Regions from separate parts of the Homo sapiens genome. Here region 2 is linked to region 1. A link is an interaction called in ENCODE POLR2A ChIA-PET data of the cell type or tissue named here. Cell type or tissue: OCI-LY7. All regions are shown on one strand.

Region 1 (5,000 bases):
ACTTAAGAAGTCTGTAAGGAAGATCACCTATCACTGGTGTAGAGCAGGTGCCTGATTTCTTGGTCCTGAGAATTTGTGATTGTAAACCAGCTCTAATACAGGTATGCATCTGGAATTTACAATACCTATGAAGTCAGGAAAACCTCAAGATGCAGATTTGGTTTAAAGATTTCATACATTGGGCCGGGCTCGGTGGCTCACACCTGTGATCCCAGCACTTTGGGAGGCCGAGACGGGCGGATCACTTGAGGTCAGGAGTTTGAGACCAGCCTGGCTAACATGGTGAAACCCTGTCTCTAATAAAAATACAAAAATTAGCTGGGCGTGGTGGCACACACTTGTAATTTCAGCTACGCAGGAGGCTGAGGCAGGAGAATCGCTTGAGCCCAGGAGGGGGAGGTTGCAGTGAGCCGAGATTGTGCCACTGCACTCCAGCCTGGACAAAAGAATGAGACTCCATCTCAAAAAAAAAAAAAAGGATTTCGTACATTGGAAGTGTTGCTGGTACTGAGCAGAACCCATTTTTTTTTCCTTTTTTGGTGAAATCTATTTTTTATCTCAGACTACAGAGAATTTCTGCCAATGAAATTAAAAGGCAAATGAGCATGTCTGTAAAACCAAAAACAGAATAAAAAACCTCCCCTAAACACAAGATACGAGCTTAAGATAAGAAACTATGAGGACTAACCAAGCTCATTTTATTTTTTTATTTTTATTTTTCCAAGCTCATTTAAAAAATAACCAAATACAACTTGAAAAAATAAAAATGTAATAATTAAAAATAAGAGAGTGAATGAATTTATGAATAGGTAAATCCAAGCTGCATAGAAAATTAATCAAAAGAATTTGAGCCGGGCGCAGTGGCTCACGCCTGTATTCCCAGCACTTTGAGAGGCTGAGGCAGGTGGCTTACAGTGTCAGGAGTTCGAGACCATCCTGGCCAACGTGGTGAAACCGTGTCTCTACTAAAAATACAAAAAAAAAAAAAAAGAAAAAAGAAAAAAAATTAGCCGGGTGGGATGGCGCGTGCCTGTAATCCCAGCTACTCAGGAGGCTGAGGCAGGAGAATCACTTGAACCTGGGAGGCAGAGGTTGCAGTGAGCCAAGATCACACCACTGCACTCCAGCCTGGGCAACAGGGTGAAGACCCCGTCTCAAAAAAAAAAAAAAAGAATCTGAACAAAATTTTAATTATTGCTACAGAAAAAGAAGAGAGGAAAGAAAATTGGAAAAGGCAACATTTAAAGAGATAATGGCTGAGAATTTTCAAGGATCAATAAAAAGCATCACTTGACATATTGATGAAGTCATATGAATTCCAGACAGAGTAAGTAAAAAGAAATCCACACATAGACAAAATATAATTAAACTGCAGAACACAAAAGATAAAGAGAGGATCTTAAGCTTAGCTTCAAAGACATGACAAATTATCCTGACAATGTAACAATAGAAGCCAGAAGACAATAGAATATTATCTTTCATGTACTGTGGGAAATTAACTGTCACCCTAGGATTCTATTTTCATTAAAAAACAATCTTTAAAAAACAGGGACACAATAAAGGCCTTTCAGATGCACAAAAACCTAAAGAATTTGTTCCAGCAGATCTTCACTAAAAGAGTAACACTTGAGGTAGAAGAAAATTATTTCCAGATAAAGGATCTTAAAAACAAGAAATAATGAAGACCAAAGAAAGTTTAAGTTAAAACACGTATTGACTATATAAGGTAATAATGATATATTCAGTGGGAACTAGTAACATAAGTTGGAGAAGCAAAAGGAGTTAATGTGCTCTAAAATTCTTGTATAGTTTGGGAAGAGATTAGAGATAATGATTATTGAGACTTCGATAAGCAAAGTATGCATGTTAAAATGTCTAGGGCAACTACTAAAAATTAGGAAAATAATGGATAACTTCCTAGCTAATGGAGAAAAATTAAATGAGAAAAATAACCTCAAGGAAATCAAGGGAGCTGAGAAAAAAGTAGAGAATAGGCAAGACAAATAGCAAGCACAAAATATGATGTTGAAATAAATTCCATTGTATCACTAATCATAATCTAAAGGAACCAAAGATTGTTAGAGTGGATGAAGAATTCAGCTATATGCTACTTATAACAGAAATGTCCAGGCTGGGAGTGATGTCTCATGCCTGTAATCCCTGTACTTTGGGAGGCTGAGGCGGGCAGATCACCTGAGGTCAGGAGTTCAAGACCAGCCCGGCCAACGTGGTGAAACCCCGTCTCTACTAAAAATACAAAAATTAGCCGGGCATGCATCTGTAATCCCAGCTACTCTGGAGGATGAGGTAGGAGAATTGCTTGAACGTGGGAGGTGGAGGTTGCAGTGAGCTGAGATCGCACTATCGTACTCCAGCCTGGGGGACAGAGTGAGACTCTGTCTCAAAAAAAAAAAAAAGTGTCTAAAATATAAGGATACAGAATGTTTAAAAGTAAAATAATAGAAAGGGAAATAGGTGACTAAAAACCAAAAGAAGCTGGCAATTTTGACATAAGACAAAATAGGCTTTAAATTGCAAAAAGCATTTTTAGAGATAAAGAGGGTCAATTGGTTAAAAAGTCTCAACTTATCAGAAAGATAAAATACTTACATATGCATCTTCAGGTAGCCTATAAAGAAAAGCCTATCAGATTAACAGTAGATTTCTCAGCAGAAACCCTATAAACTAGAAGGGATTGGGGTCAAAGCCTATCAGATTAACAGCAGATTTGTCAGCAGAAACCCTATAAGCTAGAAGGGATTGGGGTCCTATCTTTAGCCTCCTTAAACAAAACAATTATCAGGCAAGAATTTTGTATCCAGCAAAACTAAGCTTCATAAATGAAGGAAAGATACAGTCTTTTTCAGACAAACAAATGCTGAGAAAATTCACAACTACTAAGCCTGCACAGTAAGAACTGCTAAAAGGAGCTCTAAATTTTGAAACAAATCCTTGAAATACAGCAAAACAGAACCTTCTTAAAGCATAAATCTCACAGGACATATATAACAATTACACACACACACACACACACACACACACACACACACACACAAAACCCCCCAAGGTATTCAGGCAACAAATACCATGATGAATAGAATAGTACCTCACATCTCAATACTAACATTGAATGTAAATGGCCTAAATGCTCCACTTAAAATATACAGAATGGCAGAATGATAAGAATTCACAAACTAACTATCCCCTGCCTTCAAGAGACTCACCTAACACAGAACGACTCACATAAACTTAAGGTAAAGGGGTGAAAAAAGATATTCTATGCAAATGGACACCAAAAGCAAGCAAGAGTAGCTACTGTTATATCAGATAAAACAAACTTTAAAGCAACAGCAGTTAAAAAAGACAAAGAGGGACATTATACAATGATAAAAGAATTAGTCCAACAGGAAAATGTCACAATTCTAAATATATATGCACCTGACACTGGAGCTCCCAAATTTATAAAACAATTACTACTAGACCTAAGAAATAAGGTAGATGGCAACACAATAATAATGGAGGACTGTAATACTCCACTGACAGCACCTAGACAGGTCATTAAGACAGAAAGTCAACAACAAAAAGATGGACTTAGAACAAACAGACTTAACAGAACAAACAGACTTAACAGATATTTACAGAATATTCTTCCCAATAACTGGAGAATATACTCAGCACATAGGACATTCTTTAAGATAAACCATATAATAGGCCACAAAATAAGTCTCAACAAATTTAAGAAAATTGAAATTATAGCAAGTAGTCTCTCAGACCACAGTGGAATAAAATTGGATATCCACTCCAAAAGCAAGCCTCAAAACCATGCAAATACATGGAAATTAAATAACCTGCACCTGAATGGTTGTTGGGTCAACAATGAAATCAAGATGGAATTTTTTTTTTTTTTTTTTTTTTGAGATGGAGTTTAGCTCTGTCACCCAGGCTAGAGTGCAGTGGCTCAATTTCTGCTCACTGCAACCTCCACCTCCTGGGTTCAAGCGATTCTTCTGCCTCAGCCTCCTGAGTAGCTGGGATTACAGGCACCTGTGACCATGCCCAGCTAATTTTTGTGTTTTTAGTAGAGCCAGGGTTTCACCATGTTGGCCAGGCTGGTCTCAAACTCCTGACCTTGTGATCCACCTGGCTTGGCATCCCAAAATGCTGGGATTTTAAGCATGAGCCACCATGCTTGGTCCAAGATGGCAATTAAAAAATTATTTGAACTGAATGATAATAATGACACAACCTATCAAAACCTTTGGGATACAACAAAGGCAATGCTAAGAGGAAAGTTCATAGCATTAAATACCTAAATCAAAAAGTCTGAAAGAGCACAAATAGACAATCTAAGGTCACACCTCAAGGAGCTAGAGAAACAGGAACAAACCAACCCAAACCCAGCAGAAGAAAAGGAATAATGAAGATCAGAGCAGAAGGAAATGAAATGGAAACAGAACAAAACAAAACAAAAAACAATAAAAAAGGTAAATGAAACAAAAAGCTGTTTCTTTGAAAAGATAAACAAAATTGATAGACCAATAGTGAGATTAACCAATAAAAGAAGAGAGATGATTCAAATAAGCTCAATTAGAGATGAAATGGGAGATGTTACAACTGATACCACAGAAATACAAAAGATCATTCAAGGCTGCTATGGAGAGAGATGATCTAAATAAACTCAATTAGAGATGAAATGGGAGATATTACAACTGATACCACAGAAATACAAAAGATCATTCAAGGCTACTATGAACACCTTTATGTGCATAAACTAGAAAACCTAGAGAAGATGGATAAATTCCTGGAACTATACAATCCTCCTAGATTAAACTAGGAAGAAATAGAAACTCTGAACAGACCAATAACAAATAGCAAGATTGAAATGGTAGTAAAAAAAATTGCCAACAAGAAAAGTCCAGGACCAGATGGATTCACAGCTGAATTCTATCAGACATTCAAAGAAGAATTGGCACCAATCCTATTGACACCATTCCAAAAGC
Region 2 (5,000 bases), 140 kb before region 1:
TTTGTATTTTTAGTAGAGACAGGGTTTCACCATGTTGGCCATGCTGGTCTCAAACTCCTGACCTCAGGTGAGCCGCAGGCCTCGGCCTCCCAGAGTGTTGGGATTACAGGTGTGGGCGACTGTGCCCAGCCTCAAGGCCCAGATTTCTAAACTGAAAGTAAAATATCTGGAGTACCTCCTAAGCCCAGGATATTGAACCTTGTCCATCAGGCGAAAAAGAGACTATCTTAAAAAACAGAACTTTAACGAGCAAACAAAAAAAACTCAGAACTTTCCTGAATATGGCAGGATTTTACAGAATTTGGATCCCAGGATTTGGGCTCATTCCTAAGCAGTTGTATAAAGCCCTAACAAGGCCAGAGCATAAACCACTTAAATGGTCAAATAAACAAGAGGTTTTGGGTCGGGCGCGGTGGCTCATGCCTGCAATCCCAGCACTTTGGAAGGCTGAGGCGGGCAGACCACAAGATCAGGAGTTCGAGACCAGCCACGACCAACATGGTGAAACCCCGTCTCTACTAAAATACAAAAAATTAGCCGGGCGTGGTGGCACGCGCCTGTAGTCCCAGCTACTTGGGAGGCTGAGGCAGGGGAATTGCTTGAATCCAGGAGGCGGAGGTTGCAGTGAGCTGAGATCATACCATTGCACTCCAGGCTTGGGGACAGAGTGAGATTCCGTCTCAAAAAAAAAAAAAAAAAAAAAGAGGTTTTATCTGAACAAAGAGGGGTTTGCACAATAATAAACCACACCTATTGTTCTTATATTAACAACTCAATTAGTTAAACTACAAATTAATTAAACTAATATTAAACTAGTTAAACTAGTATTAGTTAAACTACAAATTCAAAATATTTACCAACAGGCTACCTGGCTGCATAATTTCAATAGCTCCACTACTCGAACCATCTGGGACTTCATTAAAGGATACCTACCAAGTGTGACATAGTTCCTACCTTTCCTAGGATCTTTAATAACTATCTTGTTACTACTAATTTTTGGTCCTTGCTTGTTTAACCTCCTTGTAGTCTGTGTCTTCTAGGTTGCCGCAGTTCAATGCCTAAATAATGGTCATACAAAGATTGCAGCCAATCCCTGCCTCATATTCAGACTCTCCTGATGATCCACCCTTGGGACCCTCAGACCAAGCAGCCAGAGATTTCCATACCCTCAATAGGCAGGGCCAATGCCCCATTCAACAGAAAGTAAATACATAAGATTGACCTCCTCCCTCATCAATCCTGAAAAATAAAAGGTAGTCATCTCTGAGAGGGGAAAATGAGACAGGAATAATACAAGGTGGTTGCAGAAAAATTTAATAATTCCAGGCAGCAGTTTCACGTAACTAACAAGGAAAAAATCTGTTAAAATAGCTACATAAGGTAGAAGCTGATAAGATTCTAAAAACCGGGGTGTGGGCCAAACTCGCTAAGGCTGACAGGACACAACATGGCGCTGGATTTGACCTAGGTTTCACCTAGGACCTAATTATATGCTTATTAACGTACTAAATCACACACCCACCAGTGCCATGACAGTCCCATATTTGGTTAAAAAATGGATGGCACCACATTTCTGAGAAATCTCCACCTTTTTCCAGGATTCTTCATGAATATTCCATTCCTTGGTTAAAGAAATCCGTAAAGATAAAAACCTCAAATCGGGCTGTGTCACTCTCGAGTATGTTCACACTCCCCTTTCTTGAATATGTAATTTTCTCTTTGCAATAAACCTCCATACTTTTATAACCGCCCAATGGGTTCACCTTGCCCGCTGCCTAGACAGAGCCAATCTATCAAGATGGGAATTGCCATAGAGAGAGAGTAATTCACACAGAGCCGGCTGTGTGGGAGACCAGAGTTTTATTACTGCTCAAATCAGTCTCCCTAAGCATTCAGGGATCAGAGTTTTTAAGAACAAATTGGCTGGGCGCAGTGGCCCATGCCTGTAATCCCAGCACTTTGGGAGGCCGAGGCGGGTGGGTCACGAGGTCAGAAGTTTGAGACCAGCCTGACCAACATGGTGAAACCCTGTCTCTACTAAAAATGCAAAAGTTAGCCGGGCATGGAGTCGCACACCTGTAATCCCAGCTACTCGGGAGGCTGGGGCAGGAGAATTGCTTGAACCTAGGAGGCGGAGGTTGCTGTGAGCAGAGATCACGCCACTGCACTCCAGCCTGGGCGACAGGTGAGACTTGGTCTCAAAAAAAAAAAGAACAAATTGGTGGGTTGGAGGAAGCCAGTGAGCCGAGAGTGCTGATTGGTCAGAGATGAAATCATAGGGAGTTGAAGCTGTCTTCTTACACTGAGTCACTTCCTGGATGGGGGCCACAAGATCAGATGAGCCAGTTTATCCATCTGGGTGGTGCCAGCTGATCCATCGAGGACAGGGTCTACAAAATATCCCAAGCACTGGTCTTAGGTTTTATAATAGTGATTTCTTTCTTTTCTTTCTTTCTTTCTTTTTTTTTTTTTTTTTTGAGACAGACTTTCGCTCTTGTTGCCCAGGCTGGAGTGCAGTGGTGCCATCTCGGCTCACCACAACCTCAGCTTCCTGGGTTCAAGTGATTCTCCTGCCTCAGCCTCTCAAGTAGCTGGGGTTACAGGCATGTGCCACCACACTTGGCTAATTTTGTATTTTTAGTAGAGACAGGGTTTCTCCATGTTGGTCAGGCTGGTCTCAAACTCCCAACCTCAGGTGATTTGCCCACCTCGGCCTCCGAAAGTGCTGAGATTACAGGCATAAGCCATCACACCAGCCTATAATAGTGATTTTTATCCCCAGGAGCGATTTAGGGAGTGTCAGAATCTTGTAGCCTCCAGCTGCATGACTCCTAAACCATAATTTATAATCTTTTGACTAATATGTTAGTCCTACAAAGGCAGTCTAGTCCCCAGGCAAGAAGGGGATTTGTTTTGGGAAAAGGCTGTTATCATCTGTGCCTCAAACTATAAACTATAAACTAAGTTCTTCCTAAAGCTAGTTTGTCCCATGCCCAGGAATGAACTAGGACAGCTTGATGGTCAGAGGCAAGATGGAGTTGGTCAGGTTAGATCTCTTTCTCTGTCTCAGTTATAATCTTGCACTGACGGTTTCACTTTCATTATCTTCCAACTAATCCTTGAATTGCTTCTTGGGAAGGTGTCAAGAGCCTGGACACTGGTTGGGGTTGAGGCCCCACCAGCATTTGGGGACCTCCCTAACCCACTGGTATCAATAAGACCTAACAATCCTATTCCTAGGTATTTGCCCAAGAGAGATGAAAAGATATGTTTACACAAAAACCTGTATGCAAATGTTTATAGTGACATTACTCATACAAAAAATGGGAAACAATCCAAATGTTCTTCAACTGGTCAGTAGATAAATACACTCTGGCATATCCATACAATGGAATATTACTGGGGAGAAAAAAAGAAGGAGGTGGGGATGCGGGACAATGATATCAATGAATCTCAATGCATTATGCTGACTGAAAGAAGACACACTCAAAAGCTACATTTTGTATGATTCCATTTACATGATATTTTGGAAAAAGCAAAGCTATAGGGAGAGAAAATAGATCGGTGGTTACCAGAGGTTGGGGAATGGGTGGAGAGGTTGACTTCAGATGGGCACAAGGGTATGTACTTTTTGGAGTTGACGGACCTATTCCATATCTTGATTGTGGTGGTGGTTCTATAACTATCTATTTGTTAAAACTCATAGAACCGGGTGATGGGTACGCCAAAATCTCAGAAATTATCACTAAACATCTTATTCATGTAACCAAACACCACTCATTCCCCCAAAAACCTATAAAAAAATATATATTTTTTGAGACTGAGTCCTGCTCTGTAGCCCAGGCTGTGAGTGTAGTGGTGCGATCTTGGCTCACTATAACCTCCATCTCCCGGGTTCAAGCAATCCTCCCGCCTAAGCCTCTCAAGTAGCTGGGATTACAGGTGTGCGCCACCATGCTTGGCTAATGTTTATATTTTTAGTAGAGATGGGGTTTCATCATGTTGGCCAGGCTGGTCTAGAACTCCTGATCTCAAGTGATCTACACGCCTCGGCCTCCCAAAGTGCTGGGATTACAGGCGTGAACCACCGTGCCTAGCCTAAACCTATGGAAATTAAAAAAACAAAACAAAACACCCAAAAACCTCATAGGGCCGGGCATGGTCGCTCACGTCTGTAATCCCAGCACTTTGGGGGCCAAGGCAGGCAGATCACTTGAGGTCAGGAGTTCAAGACTAGCCTGGCCAACATGGCGAAACCCCATATCCACTAAAAATACAAAAATTAGCCAGGTGTGGTGTCATGCACCTGTAGTCTCAGCTACTCAGAAGATTGGGGCAGGAGACTCGCTTGAACCTGGGAGACAGAAGTTGCAGTGAGCCAAGATTGCATCACTGTACTCCAGCCTGGGCAACACAGCGAGACTCTGTCTCAAAAGAAAACAAAAGGCCAGGTGCCGTGGGTCACACCTGTAATGCCAGCACTTTGGGAGGCCAAGGTGGGTGGATCACCTGAGGTCAGGAGTTCAAGACCAGTCTGGCTAACATGGTGAAATCCAGTCTCTACCAAAAATACAAAATTTGTCAGATGTGGTGGCAGGCGCCTGTAATCCCAGCTACTCAAGAGGCTGAGGCAGGAGAATTGCCTGAACCCAGGAGGTGAAGATTGCAGTGAGCCAAGATCACGCCACTGTACTCCAACCTGGGTGACAGAGCAAGACTCTGTCTCAAAAACAAAACAAAACAAAAAACACACAAAAAACAAACTCATAGAACTGTACACTAAAAAGGGCCAATTTTACTGGATATAAATTATACCTCAATAAACCTGATTCCCACCTCAAAAATAAACAATTTTAAAATTCTCAGGAATATATAGAAGATACAGTTCAGATCTCAGTGAAATGACTGGAAAACCAGAGAAGAAATCTACAATCAGACATAGGTATATGAAGGGTCCACTAGATGGTGGTATTAATTTTTGTAACAGAGCCTAGAAAAAC

Evidence for each region. Peaks named below come from ENCODE experiments on the same cell type or tissue, not always from the same donor. Only the 100,000 strongest peaks of a DNase experiment are listed, where the experiment ranks them.
Region 2: POLR2A ChIA-PET joins it to region 1 with 5 read pairs; 4 of 35 experiments call an interaction of 5 or more read pairs at or near these places.

Annotation. Positions count from the first base shown.
Region 1 is chr3:155,722,869-155,727,868 of GRCh38, reverse strand. All of the region lies in intron 1 of PLCH1 (phospholipase C eta 1), which reads left to right. Among named protein-coding and RNA genes, the nearest start is that of PLCH1, 20 kb to the left of the region's middle. In OCI-LY7, no CTCF peak of the experiment used is centred here; no DNase peak of the experiment used is centred here.
Region 2 is chr3:155,860,038-155,865,037 of GRCh38, reverse strand. It overlaps LOC105374174 (a long non-coding RNA gene), which reads right to left. Exons shown (of 3, transcript XR_924607.4): 3 at 1,299-2,390. Among named protein-coding and RNA genes, the nearest start is that of SLC33A1, 8.1 kb to the right of the region's middle. RefSeq lists an enhancer at 2,307-2,366. In OCI-LY7, a CTCF peak has its summit at 4,961 (motif pointing right); DNase peaks (open chromatin) are centred at 2,267 and 4,967.